Linked DNA regions of Mus musculus: region 2 is linked to region 1. The links are chromatin loops, found by intact Hi-C in ENCODE. Cell type or tissue: gastrocnemius. All regions are shown on one strand.

Region 1 (8,000 bases):
AACTGTCCCTTCCTAGAGTGATTGGCATGGTGATTCCACTTACAGCTCAGGAGTCAGCCACAGGCGCCCCCAGTAGCTCAGATCTCCGCTATCAAAGAAGCAATTGGACTTCATCCAAATTCATTATAGAAACACTCAAAAGACCCCAAACCCGGGGTTATTCCAGCCAACTCATCAAAGCTGCTCTGCTGGTGACAAGCAGTCAGGTGTGACCACCCCAAGAGGGTTTCAAGCCCTTTTCGCTCACTCGCCTGGAAAATATAACATCAGTGGACTCAGTTGGTGGAATGTTCCTCTGCCGTTCTGATCATTAGTGTGTGCCAAACCCTCTTCCACGGAGTACTTGTTTCCACCCAGAAGATACTGGCTGGGCACCTACTGTATGCAGCATTCTGAGAAAGAGCTTCCTGGTTAGAGGAAACAGTGGCAAAGGCCCTGGGGTAGAGAGGAGGATGAGGAAGAGGTCCTGAAGGGCATGATGGGAGAGAGAGCTGGGATGGAGCTGGGACCCAACCACATGGACACCGGGGCCATGGGAGGGTTCTAAACTCTCCCCTGAGGTCACAGGAAGCCGATGGATAGCTTTGAGCAGCAGAAAGACATAATAAGCTCAGAGAAGGGCCCCCCCACCATCCAAGGTGGAACCAGTGTTGGGTCACTTTCTGATTTACTGGTGTCTCCTCCCAGCTGGCTGAAACCGGACATGGGGAAGAAAGCCAAGCACAAGACTCAGATTAAAAAGAAGACCCTGAATCCCGAGTTTAACGAGGTAAGGCTACTCTGTCATACCCGTGGAGACTTCCTGCGTGTGAGAGAGCACTGTATCCCTTCCAGAATATTCTTAATTGTCTCAAAAGAGTGTTTCCATTAGCGATCAGCTTGAGTTCTACCAAAAGGAAAGGGGACGAGCTCCCTGTCACAGACAAAGCCGCAGCTTGAGGACGGTGCAGGAAGCTGTTTTCAGAGACTGAGCTAAGTCACCCCCAGTGTCTTTCCTGGCACACTGATGTTGAGTTGTGAGCTCAAGGACAGCAGAATCTGAATGTGTCCTTCCCTTGTTTAAGAGGCCTTGCCAACCTGTGTGCCTCCTTTTCTCCCTGACAAACTCCTATTCATGCCCCAAAACACGTGCGTTTTGACTTCCACAGGCAAGGTTATCCTATGTTCCTAGGATCATTTGTCCCTTCCCCTCTACGCTAAACACTGCTTCTCCATTAACTGTTAATAAGCTGGGCTGGCGGGAGGGGTGCGGGTGTCTGTCCCATCTGCAAAGGACTAAAGAAGGAGGGTGAAGGAGCTGAGTTCTGAGCTAACCCCACCCAGACAGCCTCCATTTCAAACCCAAAACAAACACACAAGGGATGAGCTGGACCCAGAGCCTGGAGTCCCACCCCTGCGCTCTCTCTCTCTGGCCTTTCCCTCTGAGCTCTGAGTCTGTCCCAGCCAGCAATCGCTGGATTCTAATGCACTTTGTAAGTGAGGAGGGGTGTATGATACGGTTCATTTATGATGGTTTTTGAAAACCAGGATACAAGCGCTCACTCAGGAGACCCACACTGTAGGCTGCCCTGCTTTCTCTTAGAATCTGGACAAGCCACAAATAAGAAATCCAAATAGACATGGTGGGGAGAGACCTGGGAGAGTGAGGCAGGAGGTTCAGAAGTTCAAGGTCATCCCGGGCTATCTAGGGAAACCCCAAGTCACTGTTTCAAAAATAACACAGCCACAACCAGAAGCATCCAATCAAACCCCCTCCTCCCCCAGCCTCAGAAGTAATGATTTCCCCCTGAATCCATAATAGTATGCACTTCTGAGTTTTTGAAACGTGCAGCCAGCTTGTGCTTAGTCCACCTGACATCATCGTATATGCCTCCATCAGAAATGCATGTCTTGGAAATTGTCCTAAATATATGATCAAGGATGGACAGAGTGATCTCACCCCTTAGATGCCGCTGGATCAGTCAGTTAAAGACTGAAAGTTAGAGGCAGCCTACACACCCAACTGTGAGCCCAACCACCATTAAATGTCACCATGACAATGATGCTGTAGGCCTAGTGAGATGGCTCAGTGGGTAAAGGTGATTGCAGTCAAGTGTGATGACCCGATTTTGTTCTCTGAGACCTACCTGCTAGGAGACTCCTACCGGTTGTCCTCTGACCCCTATAGATGAGCCACAGCATGCAAGTACACAGAAATAGTGTGCCTTTTAAGATGGTGACATCAGAATATATCTGTCCATCCATAGCCCTGGTTGTCCTCGAACTCACCCTGTGACTGAAGGCAGCCTTGAACTTGTGGTGGCCCTACTGCCTCAGCTTCCCAAGTACTGGGACTAGAGGTGTGAACCATCCCATCGACAAGAAATATTTTTGGAAAATGTGCTGATTTGTTTTTTTAAACATAAGTTACAGAGTAGAAAGGGCTTTAAATTTAGGATTTAGTTTTCTTAAAAATTCACACATCAGTATAAATTGCACGTGGCCAAATCCTGACAATGGCCATTCTCAAGTCTGGCTACAGATAATGTGTCATGGCTTCCTTGTTTGTGTGAATAATGAACATGACAAAAGTTTACAAGCACACAGGAAAACTATTTTTTTAAAATCATACTGCTAAGCCTAGTGGCAACTGAGGCTGAGTCAGGATGCTCATCCCCGAGTTTGAGGCTAGCCTGGGCTACACAGTTGAGCTCCAGGCCAGCCAGGGTTAAGTGAGACCCCCGTCTCAAAAGCACAACCAGACAAAACCCTTCTTGTCTGGGTCACAGTAAATCCCTAATGCTAACCCTGAGGGACAGACATACTCCCACTCAGAAAGCCCCCAAGAGGACCAAGCACCATTACTGACCCAGTGACCACCCCAGTATCAAACAGAGCCCACTGCCAATGGGTCACCAAGATTCCATGTCCTAAGGAGCTCTGTTGGAGAGACAGGCCTGCCCCCAGAATGCCCTGCTCCAGGGACTCCTTGGGCTACATCCCTAGCTGCTAGCACTGGAAGCTCGGGGGACTGTTGCTTACCTGTCCCTCTGCTGTTCACAGGAGTTCTTTTATGATATCAAACACAGCGACCTGGCTAAAAAGTCCCTGGATATCTCGGTGTGGGACTACGACATTGGCAAGTCTAATGATTACATCGGTGAGTGCTCCAGCTTCCAGCTCCTGGGACTGCCTCCTCATATGGCCTTCCCAGAAGAGGATACCTTGTGGGGCACTGGGGAAGGCCACCGCCACACAACCCCATTCTCTAGTAGCTCTGCAGGCTCAGGACTCACCTGGGACTCAGGGTCCTGACTTGGATCCCATTTGGATGTGCCTCTACTTGAAAGCAGGTGCACACCACAGCAGACTAGCTGAGCGTCGGGAGAGCAGAGAGTGTGCCCTCTGCAGGAAGCAGGCACAAGGGAGTCCCCCTTTAATCTCTATCCAAGATCCAGAGGCAGGGTTTAACTCTGCCAGCTCTTCCAAAACCCAAGGAGAGCAAGTTGTAAACTTGGCACAGGGAGAGAGGCTCCAGGCAGGGGATGAAGAAGAAACTGATCCTTTGGGAAGTAGCAGTGAATGCCTAGTATGTGGAGACACATGAAGAGAAGTAGAAGGCAGGTGAGGTTTTGTAACCATGAAGTCCTGGTTTGGTGCTGCAGGAGGGACCCATAGCCCATTCTAGAGGCTCAGAGGGTGATCATGATATTGACGACAGTCACAGAGCAACACCTCTCAGAGAATGGGCAGGGTGTGGGTGTTACTGCTTGGTGGCAGGCTTTCCTCCCAGTTCTACGCTTGGGTCTAGAGATGCAATTGGCCACTGTGTCCCTTTCCACTGACCCGCCCCTCCCTCTCTGTTCTGCTCATCCCCAGGAGGCTGCCAGCTGGGGATCTCGGCCAAAGGCGAGCGCTTGAAACATTGGTATGAGTGTTTGAAGAACAAAGACAAGAAGATTGAGCGCTGGCACCAACTGCAGAACGAGAACCACGTGTCCAGTGATTAGGACCTGGTGCCCTGGTGTCCCCTGTCTCTGCCCCAGCCGCTCTCCCCTTTCAGAGCCTCCCCTGCCAACTATGAACCTTTCATGTCTCCCCCACTTCAGGTCCTGCTACAGAAGAAGAATCTCTGGGCTTCAGGGTCTGGATGTGAGCCCTCTCTGGTCCCCAGAGGTTGGGTAGTGGGTGTGGGGAGACATTTACAAAGAGATTTACTCTGACCTTAAGCATCTTCAGGTCCCCTTGGGCACTGGTGAACCCATAGGTTGTAAGGACCAGGAGGAGGGCAGAAATTATACATTGAGGCTGCCTCTGTCCATCCAAAGCACTCCAGGAAGAAAAAAAAAAAGGAGAGAGAGAGAGAGAGAGAGACAGAGAGAGACAGAGACAGAGACAGAGAGACAGAGAGAGAGAGACAGATAGATACACACACCCATCCTCTCTAGGCACACCAGGAACTAGATACAGAGAATACACAGAGGGCCTGCCCCTCCCCCACCCTTTCAGGAAGCTGTCCATTGGCTTCCTAGTAAAACTAACTTCCTCCTTGCTCCTTGCTCATCTTATCAGTACCTCCTCACCCACCCTCCCTCCCCTCCCCTCTTCTCCCACCTCCACAGTGGGGGATGCAAGGCAGAGCCTCCCCATGTGCCCCTTGCCAGCCTGGCCAGCAACCTCCCAAGCTGGATGAAGCTGGGCCCCACATCTCTGACATTAACACATCTCCCATTGGCATGGCTGGCTATCTTTGAGCCTGGGGCCCGCAGCTGGCACAGCCTGGGTGCATGGCAGCACTATAGATATCCTGAGAAACAGGATCTCTCTTTCTCATCCCTGGCTCCCCAAATGGGCACAGGTGGCACGGAGCTCTGTGTATGAGGGGACTTGCTCCTGGACCCCATGCTTCTATCCTTCCTCTACTCTTTGCAAAGAGCAAAGGACCCTCTCCCCAAACTTCCACTCAGAGCCACCTCTGTTCTGTCTACCTTCCACTCTCTTCCCCGTGATTCCTGGTGGTGATCAAATAACCGTATTTAGAGCTTTAATTAGGTCAGAACTCTCTTGGTCCATGACAAATCCAGAGGAATGTACACCTGAGGCTGGAGTCAGGCCATCTTCCTCACATGAGAGGCAAGTCTGGTTTTTCCCATCTTGATAGTTTTGCCCCATCAACATCACAAACCCCACTACTCCCTATAGCGTCAGGCAGACCAAGACTAAAACCCTCCCATTCCCAAGTCTCACAGTCTTGCTTGTTCCTTCCAACATCTCTTGAGATGCACCCTGCTCTCAGTAACTCGTGCTGTTCCTGAGGGACTCTTGTGTTTCCCTGAAATGACTCTCTTCTAGAATCAGGCTCTGCCTGCCCCAAGGTGGCTAACCTTCCCACTTCCATGGCTCCCCTGGTTAGTCCCTATAGGTCTGATGCTCCGCCCACTTGCCCACTTCCCTGTCATGGTCACCTTTAGGAGAAAGCATGCTGGCTGAGTCGCCCAAGCCTGATGCTGGTTTTGGCTCTGGACTCGGAATGCAGCCTGCTCACAGCGCCCTGATGCCCTCCGTGACACACATACCCACCCCTCCACATAGAACACAAGTCCCCCGGTGCATGCACCATGCCCACTGCCTTTCTTTGCACTGATGTAGCCAAAAATAAAGTAGGAATATCCAAGGAAACTACTGGCCTGCTTCTCTTCCTTGCTGGTTTCTAGAAGATTCTTCTGCCTTCCAAACAGGACATGTAGAGGCTTGGGGACCACACAAGCAATTTATCAGGATGTAGTGAAGTAACCGAACAGAGGTGCTGTCTGGCCGATGTTATCCTGAGCATAGACAGATGGGCTCAAGAAACCCAGGGGACCCCCCCCCCATCTTCTGAGAAGCTATGTTGCGGGAGCCCACAAATATCAGGCATGTGTTCATCTCCTCCTCCATATCTTTGAGGAATTATCAACAACTGTGGGACCAAGTGATGGGAGGTCCTGGGAGCTGAGGAGACAGATCAGTCAGCAGAGAGCCTGATAACACAAGGACATGAGTTCAGATCCCCAGGACCTATGTGAAGAGCTGGTTGTGCGCCAGCAAGACAGCTCAGTGAATAACAGCTCTTGTCGCACAAATCCGGAGATTAGGTTTCAATCCTTGGAACCCACTTACATGTGCAAGGAGAGGGTTCCCTGACCTCCACATGCATGTCACAGCACAGTGTCGTACCTACATCAGGGACACACACAATAAAGCTGGGTGTGAGGTATGGGACTATAATCCTAGTACCAGGAGGCAGACACAGGAGGAGGTGGAGCTGTGGTGCTCACGGACCAGTGGCTTGTACCCCATCAGTGGGCTATCAGTTCACTGAGAGACCCTACCTCAAAAAATGAGTGGAGTGCAATAGAGAAAGACACCATTGCTGACCTTAGACCACCACCTACACACATGCACACATGTATGAACATGTACACACACACACACACACACACACACACACAAGAACCTAGACTTGAATGGGGAATTGTGCAGTTGATTCATTTATTAAACAGATGAGGAAATAAAGAACCAAGGAAGCTAGGAATGGGAGGGACCTGGGCCTTAGACTTCCAGCCCAGCACTTACCATGGTGATGATAACTAAAATCATCTGATAATAGCAGAGCATCTGATAATCTCCCTGGGTTTTAGTACCTCCCAGCTCAGAAGGAGCCTTCACTGATAAATCCATATTCCACATTCTCAGTGACCTGAAAGCCAGGTAAATAAATCTAGAAACCACCTCCCCCCTGCCCCCATTCCTCTTGACAGGGTCTCCTATAGTCCAAGATGGCCTGGAACTGCATATGTAGCCTAGGCTGACTTTGAATTTCCGATCCCTCAGATCCCCCACCTCCACCTCTAGAAAGCTGGGATTGGTTGCAGTGTGAATAACCATCCTTGGCTCCTCAAGAGAATTTCAACCGCACTGAATTGAGTCCCTGAGAGACATGAGCAATTTATTCCCGCTGAGCTGGTCAGTTCCTCCCAAGGCCAAGTTCTTCCAGGACAGTTTCTCTAGTTCCTGGAGTCACCCGGGAATCCTGAGAATTTCTTTTCCAACTGCCTGTACTCTCCTCACCTTCCCAACTCGCTGCCCCCTGTGCAGAGTTGAAACCATTTCCCCTTTGCTGGCCAATTCCCACCTCCATAGTGACTGAAGTCAGCTGCCTTCATGTCAGCCCACTTACTGAAGTTCAGCTACTTGCCACCAGGTGACCACAGGGGTAAATGTGAGCCCTGCAAGCCCTCTGAGGCACTCCCTGCTCTTCCCAGTACTCGCAGCAGACATCACTAATCGATACAGCGTCAGCTGAGAAGTCTGCCAAAGGCTTCAGAACCCTTCTGTGTACAGTGTTCTCAATGCAGCAGGCATCACTAATCAATACAGCACCCACTGAGGAGCCTGCCAAAGGCTTCAGAACCCTTATGTGCACAGTGCTCCATGCAGCCACTGCCACACAGCCAAGGGGGGCGGCAGATCCCTGGTTCCGACATAGGACACGCCTACCAGGCCAGCATAGGACACGCCTACAAGCATAGGACACGCCTACCAGGCTGAGCATTTTCATTAACACTGGGACTCCTGAGCAGGCTAATTGTTCTTTTCTCTCAGTTATGACAGCGACTGCATGGGGCAATGTGGCAGAAAACGCTGTTCCCACAGACATCATTCCCTCACGTTGGTCAGGTGCTTATTCTGTCTCTGACATTAAGATTTTGGAACATCCCCGGGGCATTGCAGTTACATTATCCATGAAGACCCCTGACCCGTGGCACAGGCTTCAGCAACGTCATCCCACATGCCTGCCCTAATCTTGGACTCGGGTGTACAGCGTCCATCCAAGATGATGCTCCTGAGCTGGGGAGGGTACACCCCATCCCCCAGGTGGCTGGGAGAAAGCAGGAGAGGCAGGCACAAGCCAGGAAAAAGGGGTGAGTGTGTCTCCAGTCTACAGAACTCCCAACCTCCAGCAAGCCATGTCGACTTTA
Region 2 (8,000 bases), 130 kb after region 1:
ATTGGAAAGTAGACTAGAAGAAATCACCTAGAACAGGCAAAGAAAATCCTCCCTCCTCTCAGATCCCCCACCCCACTCCTTGCCCCTCCTACAGCATCATCTCCCCCCCATCTCCACTCACCCCTGCTTCTCCCCTCCCCTCTGATTCCCTTCCACCCACTTTTTTTTTTACATTGTTTTTTCTCACTGCTTTTGCTAATTTTGATTCTTTTTGCCAAAGTGACACAGAATCATCTGGAGAAGATGGACCCACAACTGAGAAAATGCCTCCATCAGCCTGGCCTGGAGTCAAGCCTGTGGGGCATTTCCTTGATCAGTGTAGAAGGGCCCCGCCCATTGTGGGCATTGCCTGTCCTGGGCAGGTGTTCCTGAGTTGTTTGTAAAAATCAGACTGATCGCCTAAGGGTCTCCGGCAGCTAGCAGAGTTCCTCCATGGCCTCAGCTTCAGTTCCTGCCTCTGCTTCCCTCAGTGATGGAGTGTGATGCAGGAACGTGAGCCAGACAATCCATTTCCACCTCAATTTACTTTGCAGCAGCATCTTTACCACAGCAGTCAGAGCAAACTAGGACAGAAACTGGTCCTAGGGAGGAGGGGCGCTGCTGTGACTGACCAGCCATGTTGCTCTTTGGGAGGATTGAGAAAGGATTATGGAACTTTGGGTGGGAGAGCTGTTGAGAGCAAAGAGCCTACCAGGCTGTTTGTGGGAACTTGGAAGACAGGAGTGCTGAGAGGCAGGTAGGTGACAGAGGCTGGAGTGAAGTTTCAGAGAAAAGCAAAACCCCATCTGGGCTGTTTGTGTGCTGTGTTTACATTAAGAGTCAGTAATTTCTCTTCAGTTGGGGCTGAAAATCTGCTCTGATAAAGAAGAAACCTGCACCATGGGTGTGTGTGGGGGGGTGCAAATCTTTTGGAAAGAGTTTCTTCATAGTCAGCAAGAGTAGGTGTAAGTGGACTGAGCCAGGGTGATTCCATAATGGGCTTCAAACTGGCATATCAGGAGACTAGGCCTGAATTTGTGTTTCTCAGAACTGTACAAGTCTAGGCAAGTCATTTATTGGAAAAACCCCAGGCCTAGAGCATCCAATCAGAAACTGCCCAGCCATCAGAAGCTTCCCTGCCACCTGGCCTAGGGAAAGAACAGAGTCAGCAACAGTTTCCAGGCTTCCCCAAGTGACAGTTTCTAGCCCCCCCAGCAATGATTCAGGAATGTCCCTAGAATAGAGCCAACCAATCAAGAAAAAGGTCACCTACTCTTCCATGGAATTCCACTAATGTGCTTTAAATTGAGCCTGTGATCTCATCTGGGCATCTCCATCTTGGTTAATGATAGATCCCAGCATGCTGGAATCCCACAGAATAAAAACGCTCTTTGCTTTTGCATACAATTTGAGTGCAGGACATCATTCTTTGGCAGACCATGGACTCTATCAGCTGTAGTCCAGGGGTCCCAAGTCTGCATCTCCAAGTGTCAATCACACCTGGAACTGCAGAGATGTCTCCCAGATTTCAAGTCCCATGAGAACTGCTGGACTGAAGGGGCCTTGGAGAGCAGCTGAGGCCTGGCACTGCGAGAGGCCAGGAGAAGCCATTAGTGAAAGTGCAGCCTCAATGGCAGTGGAAACCCCAAGATACTGGCCTTGCCCTGAGCAGGAGATGACTGTCAGGAACAGAGCACTGTGAGAACAAAGCTGGCCTGAGCCTGAGACCTGCTGTGTGTGCCGTGGATGGCAGAGCCGGAGAAGCTCAGAGAACTATGAGTCCCAGATATCAGATACTGAGCCTTTTGCTCTGTTGAATTTTGGTTGTGTTTTAATTAGATTGTGACAGTGACTTGGTTCTTCCCTCTTGCAGTAAGAAAGTATTTAACTTGTGTTTTAATTTTATATGAGGCCAGCATTGAGAGACTAGTCTTTTTATGTGTTGGGAGTTTCTTTAGGTTTGATTTTTAATTTGGGGACTTTAAACCTAAGTTGTGTTTTATGGTGTGATAGCGACATGAGATCTTAGGGACAAGCAAGAAGGGAAAGGTTATGGTTCAACCGTGGTTTGTTTGTGTGCCATGTTGAAAAGGGGTCAATTGTGCTGCTTACTTTTTGTCCACTAAACACCAGCTAGCCTCCTCTGGTAGGAGTCCATCTTGCTCAGTAAAATGCAGATCCATCTGACTGGCTTGGGTAGTTTATGGGCATGTTACTAATCACTGATTGATGTTGGTGGGACCAGACCACTGTGGTTGGGGCCATGAGTGGAATGTGGCCTTGGGCTGTGTAGAAATGGCCGCTGAGTGCGTCATGGACAGCAAACGGTGAGCAGAATTCCTCCATGGCCTCTGCTTCAGTTATTCCTCTGACTTCCCTCAATGATGGAGTGTGCCTTAGATGTGTAAACATAAGAATATCCTTCCTTCCCAGGAGCGTTTTGGTCATGTGATAGAGTTATTACCTCAATAGACGCCGAACTAGAGTACACATTTTCTCTGCCCCGTGTCTACACTCTGTACAGATGAAGCGCACAGTGACCAGGCCAATGCCTTACCAGTTGGTACCAGTGCGTGACCAGGCGGATGAGGCGCTTCAGCTTGGTTGGGCGACAGTTCAGGAAGTACTTCTGAAGCCCCATAAAGCAGATCGATAACTTGCCCTCCTTCCCCGGCGGGGTACGCCCACTGATGAGATTGGCGTAGAATTGTTGGTTAGGCTTCTTGAGGATGTTAAGATGATCTGTAAACAAGATTTCATTCAGTGGAACAGCTCAGCCCCTCTCTGAGGTTCCTCAGTCTCCCCAGGTCCAGAATCACAGCCTATGGGGTTCAGCGAACAGGCAGCGTTTTTCCCCAGCAGGCATCGCTCCGCATATACCCATCTGCCCCACCACTCCTTAGGACTGCACACATGCTGTGCACTACAAAGTCCCTGCTCCCAGTTTGCTCTAGTGAGGGTCTTTCTTGCAGGCCTGGAGACAGAGGTGGGAGGAACCAGCACACTGTGGTCACACACACGTGATCATCAGATAATGGCCAACCACGTCTGGTTCCAGTATCTTCTGCATAGTTCTTGTCAAAGTTGTGCACTCATGTATGTGTCAAAGTTCACTGTGGAGCAGTCGGCTGCATTCACATATCACGTCTCACACTGACAGAGTCTCTGCTCTATATTGTGTATGCATGGCGAGTGTTCCTGATATGTTCAGAGACAGGAGAGGACCTAAGGTGTCTCTTCTTTATAGTTTGTCAGTATGTTTCTTTGCGTCAGAGTCTGTCTGTAAATGTGGAGCTTGGCTGGAATCCTGCAGGTCTTACAGAATCTCCTGTCTTTTGCCCCCATAGTGACCAGGTATCCAGGTCAATGTGTGGCACTTCCTAAGTTTAGGTGGATATTGGGGATTTGAACTCAGGTACTCATGCTTGAGCAGCAATCGCCCTTATCCACTGAGCTGTCTCCCCAGCCACTGTGTGTTTTCGGTGGGTGATTTCTTGTAGTGATAAGTTAATATCATGTGGTTTTGTTTGTCCAGATGGAACAAGATATGGCAGTGTTAGGGTGTGTGTGTGTTTGTGTGTGTGTGTCCTGTGCACTTATAGAGTAGAAGAGCAGCAGACTATGGAATAGATGTGTGTATAGGTGTGTGTGCACATTTGAGTAGTCTAGGCAGGCTGTGCCTTAGGTGTGTGCACATGTGTGCCATGCAGCAGACCACACCATCAGACTGTGATGCTGACACAGGGCAAAGTCACTCACGGATGGAGCTTCGACAAGCCTGTCACTCAGTGACCATGGAGGTTATGGGCTAGTCTAGATTAGTGTCAGGGTCTAGTTACAATAGGGCTCATTGCTTATGTCATCTTCTATAGGGCTGTGGCTATGATCCTCTCTTTGGCTGTTGCCCACAGGCAGTCCTTCTGTGGTAGAGCCCCTCACCACTGGAAAGCTGCTGAGGCTGAGGAAATCCATGACCCAGACAGGCTTCTGTGGGACCTGCTGTCACAGATCATTTCTGGTCACCCACTCTGATCCCCCTCCACTGAACAAGGTTCTAAGCCTCTTGCAGCTTCCCACAGCAGGCTGCCCTGGTCCTACTCCCAGGCTGGCCCTCTCAGTCCCTGCTGCCTGAGACTCTGGACTGTTTCCACGGCTCTCCTAAGCCAAGGGCTAGTGGCCTTGTCACTAAGTTAACAGCAGAAGTTCACACAGTGGCCAACAGGGGGTGCTGTGCTTCCCCCAAATGTAAAGCCTCAAGTATTCTCTAAGCTCCCCCAAGATCCCACTGTGCTCTCAGGAGTGTTTCCTGAGTTGGACAATCTGTAATTTTGGCGACGCATGCTGTATCAGGCCTGGTAAAAGATTGTTGCAGGATATTTGATCACACTGTGAACCCTGAGATTGAGTTGTTTATTGGAAAAACCTGGTTTTAGGTGTGGTGGCTCAGCCTTAGCACACACCCTTAATCCAGGAGCTTTCTGCTTGAATATTGTAAACAGGATTAAATAAAGCCAATCATAGATCAAGAGGCAGAGCAAGCAACCAGCTGACCAGAAGCGAACATGGGATTACTAAGAAGGAACCACAGAGAGTAAGAGGGAGTCAGAAGGAGGGATAGAGAGACCCACAGGAAGTAGAGGGGAGGGACATTCCATTTGAAAGAGGTTATGAGATAGCATGAGAAGGGGATGCATTCTGGAACATTCTGGCTCAGGAGGAAGGTCAGCTAGGTGCTTTCTCTGCCTCCCTGAGCTAGCAGGATTTTACCACAGTATCTGGCTTTGCAAGTCTTCATTGGTAAAATTGAATAATTGAGATTTTTGTCAAAAGATAAGATCTTTTAATGTGTAATGTTATAAAATGTGTGTGCATGTGTGAGTTGGGTGGCTGCATCTGCAGTTTTACTGAGGGGCCAGAGCTCCGATGAGATCTGCGTCCTGTGCAAACTCTCCTGCAGACACCCCAGGTCTCTGAACAGCTCTGAGGGAGAAGATTCGCGAGTTTGTTATTTTCAGTGAAGTCTACACTGTCTCATGTTTAAGAAGACAAAACCCACAGCTAGCCGTGAGTAGGACTGGTATGCTGAGGGAGCATCTAGTTTGACTCCCTCCCCTAAGTGAGCCAGCAGGCTGCTCAATGTCCCTGTGGGATGGATTCTGTCTCCCCGCTACCAAATTTCCAAAATCCCTCCTCCCCAGCGCAGCTTTAAAGAGACATTCTCTTTAGTTGAATTTCTCAAATGATAATGGTTTTCAGTTCAGGGATGGAAGGTGTGGGCTGGGGAGATAGCTCAGTCTGTAACGTGCTTGGCTCGCAAGCATGAGGACCCCCGTCGGAATCCCAGAACTCAGAGAAAAAGCCAGTGTTGGTGGTGTAGGATTGTAATCTCAGAACTGAGAAGGGGGAGACTCTGAGGGTCCCTGGGGCTCTTCCCAGCCAGTCAGGCTCAAGTGTGAATTCTGAACCAGGGAGAGACAAGGTCTCAAAAAAGATGGATGACTCTTGAGATGAGTTAGCCATGGTTCCGGATCACACCCACACACAAGAGAACACCTACGCAACACACATGTGCACACACACAGAGGTGGAACTAGAAGGGAGGATGAAGGCATGCAGAAGGGTGAGCTGAGGCTCTCTGGCAGGCTGCCTTACCCAGTAAATCATAGGCTGGCAGCACATCAAACTTCACCTCCTTCAGCAGGTCGGGGGCGCTCAGCTTGAAGCTCAGAGCCCGGGAGTTGGGACTCCTTAAACTGTGGACCTCAAACTTCACTCCACAACGTCTCTCATGCTGAACCTCGCACAGCTGTTTCTTAATTTCCTTAATCAACACTCCCTGTTGGTTTAACTGATCCTCAAAGCTGGTGAGATTGTTAAGGAACACCACCAGGTCAGCGTCTGACCTGCCCTTGAGCGCGGTGCCTTTGCCCTGAAAGACAAGAAAGAGAATGACAAAGGACAGGGAGAGCCATGCTGGGAGGTCCAGATGCTGAACTGGAGTCCATCACCAAGGTGATAGATGGATGGATGGATGGATGGATGGTTGGATGGATGGAGCAAGCTGCTAGATGTGCAGGAGAATATTAGTCAGCCCTGAAGAGTGACATCAGAATCTATGTAGGAAAATAGAGGGTGCTGGATCTCCTCTTGATACAGAAGATAAACCACACCGTGAAGGGAAAATATCCATGTTCATCTGTGGAGTCTCTGTGTGTTCAAGTGTGTGTGTGGGGGGGGGGGCTGTGTATGGGAGTGGGGGAGAGGTCTAAATGAAACAAGCACAGAAGAGTTTGGGAAGGGTACAGTAGCACTCATGCAGTGCCCACATTAGCTGCACACATGTGACATACCATCAGAGAGTGAATCTCTGGGGAGGGTCTGGTGGGAGGTAAAGGATAGTAGAGATTGGAAGGAGACTATGACTAAATTAATACAGATATATGAGAATGTAGCCATAGTCCCATGGTTGGCATTGTTAGCTGGGAGGAAATATGCGCAAGTGACATCATTAAAGAGAAGATGGCCTTGTGTGATATAGAATAACATATAACATCATAGAGAAACTGAAAAAAACAATAAAGGTGATCCAAGTCTGTAAAACAAATATCATAAAAAGAAGAATTCATGCTGAACAAAGCCTCCCTAAATAAAATGCTTAGAATCATCACTAACACACATGAGCATCAGCTACTGTTGAGAGAGGGCATTACAAATTGTCACATCTCCGGATGGAGAGGTGGGTCAGTAGCTAAAACTGCCTGCTGTTCCTGCTGATGACCTCAGTTTAGTTCCCAGCACCCAAGCAGGCCAGCTCAGAGCCACCTATGTAACTGCAGCTCTAAGGGATCTGACACCCCCTTTTCAATTCTGACCAAACCTGCACTAACACATACAGAGCCCCACTCACAACTAAAAATGTAGAAATACAGTCAACTGAAAACAAGAAAACAACTTCATTTCTGCACCCTTCACAGAGTCTGAGAGTTAAGTACCAGTGTCATGAAATGTGATTTGACAGACAGCCCGGGAACCGAGTCCAGAGAGGGTCCATCAATCCAGTCACATAGCAGGCGAGTCCTGGTCTGTCCTCCGTGTCACATTTGACTTAGTCTATGTGACCTTATCATTCCTGGGGCGTGGAACACTGGACATGGAGAAGGTAGTTAAGTTACCCTAAGTCACACAGCAGTGCAAAGGTTGTATTACCACTGCCCCACCACCTGCCCCTCCACTTTCCAGAAAACTGCTTTGCCATTCTGGGCCTCAGTTTCCCCGACTCTGAAATGGACATGGCCTGGGAGTGGGGAACATAAACTGTAGCTGAGGCTCCTTCTCCAATACAGATGTGGGACTTGGGGGGAAGAACCCATCGCCAGCTGTGATCAGAATTAAGAGGAGGGATCAGGGTTGCAGCCTGGCTTCTGAAAGTCCTGTCCCACCTCATCTCGGCCAGCTCAGGCTGAGGAAGGCTCACCTTGACCCCTTTAGAGGCCCTCATTCGGCGGACGGGGCCCCGGAAGGATCTGTCCTTCAGGAGAGCACACAGGGCATCTATGACTTCTCTGAGGTCAGCACAGAAGCTGGTGTCCGGGAGATGGTTCTCTATGAACTTATCAAGCTTCGAGGCCGGGATGCTCCTCAGATCCTGCTCCATCCTAGGTCCAGCTTTTACCTCTGCAGCCAGCAGGTCCTGTGTCTCCTAGGCTGGCTGAAGCAGAAATGGGACTTTCAGTTTCCATTTCCCGGGAAGGGCGCGGATATGCAAATCATCCAGGCCCGAGCAGCCAATGGCGTTAGGGCTTCTGAACAGGTACCTCCCCATCCAAGCCTGAGCTTTCTTAAGATCCGGCCCAGGGAAGAATGTGTAAGGAAACTGACCTGGCTTTCTCGGGATTTCTTCTGGAAAAAAGGCTGTTACACGGTACGTTTTAGGAACAATCTGTGCACGTAGAAGAAGGGAAACGGAATCAGGAAACCACAGAAGGTGGCTGGTGGCTCCTGAGCTCGGCTTCCATCTCCTG

The links. Peaks named below come from ENCODE experiments on the same cell type or tissue, not always from the same donor. Only the 100,000 strongest peaks of a DNase experiment are listed, where the experiment ranks them.
Region 2: it touches region 1 in a loop (4-fold over the local background); 9 of 42 quality-filtered maps call a loop at or near these places.

What each region holds. Positions count from the first base shown.
Region 1 is chr5:120,938,157-120,946,156 of GRCm38, reverse strand. Rph3a (rabphilin 3A) reads left to right here. Exons shown (of 22, transcript NM_011286.3): 20 at 688-769; 21 at 3,043-3,139; 22 at 3,859-5,658. The coding sequence ends at 3,989. Among named protein-coding and RNA genes, the nearest start is that of Gm32185, 8.1 kb to the left of the region's middle. In gastrocnemius, no CTCF peak of the experiment used is centred here; a DNase peak (open chromatin) is centred at 3,880.
Region 2 is chr5:120,812,334-120,820,333 of GRCm38, reverse strand. Oas1c (2'-5' oligoadenylate synthetase 1C) reads left to right here and starts at 7,820. Exons shown (of 7, transcript NM_033541.4): 1 at 7,820-7,900. It also overlaps the pseudogene Oas1b. In gastrocnemius, a CTCF peak has its summit at 4,195 (motif pointing right); DNase peaks (open chromatin) are centred at 4,177 and 7,751; H3K4me3 peaks cover 1,355 bases; H3K27ac peaks cover 1,047 bases.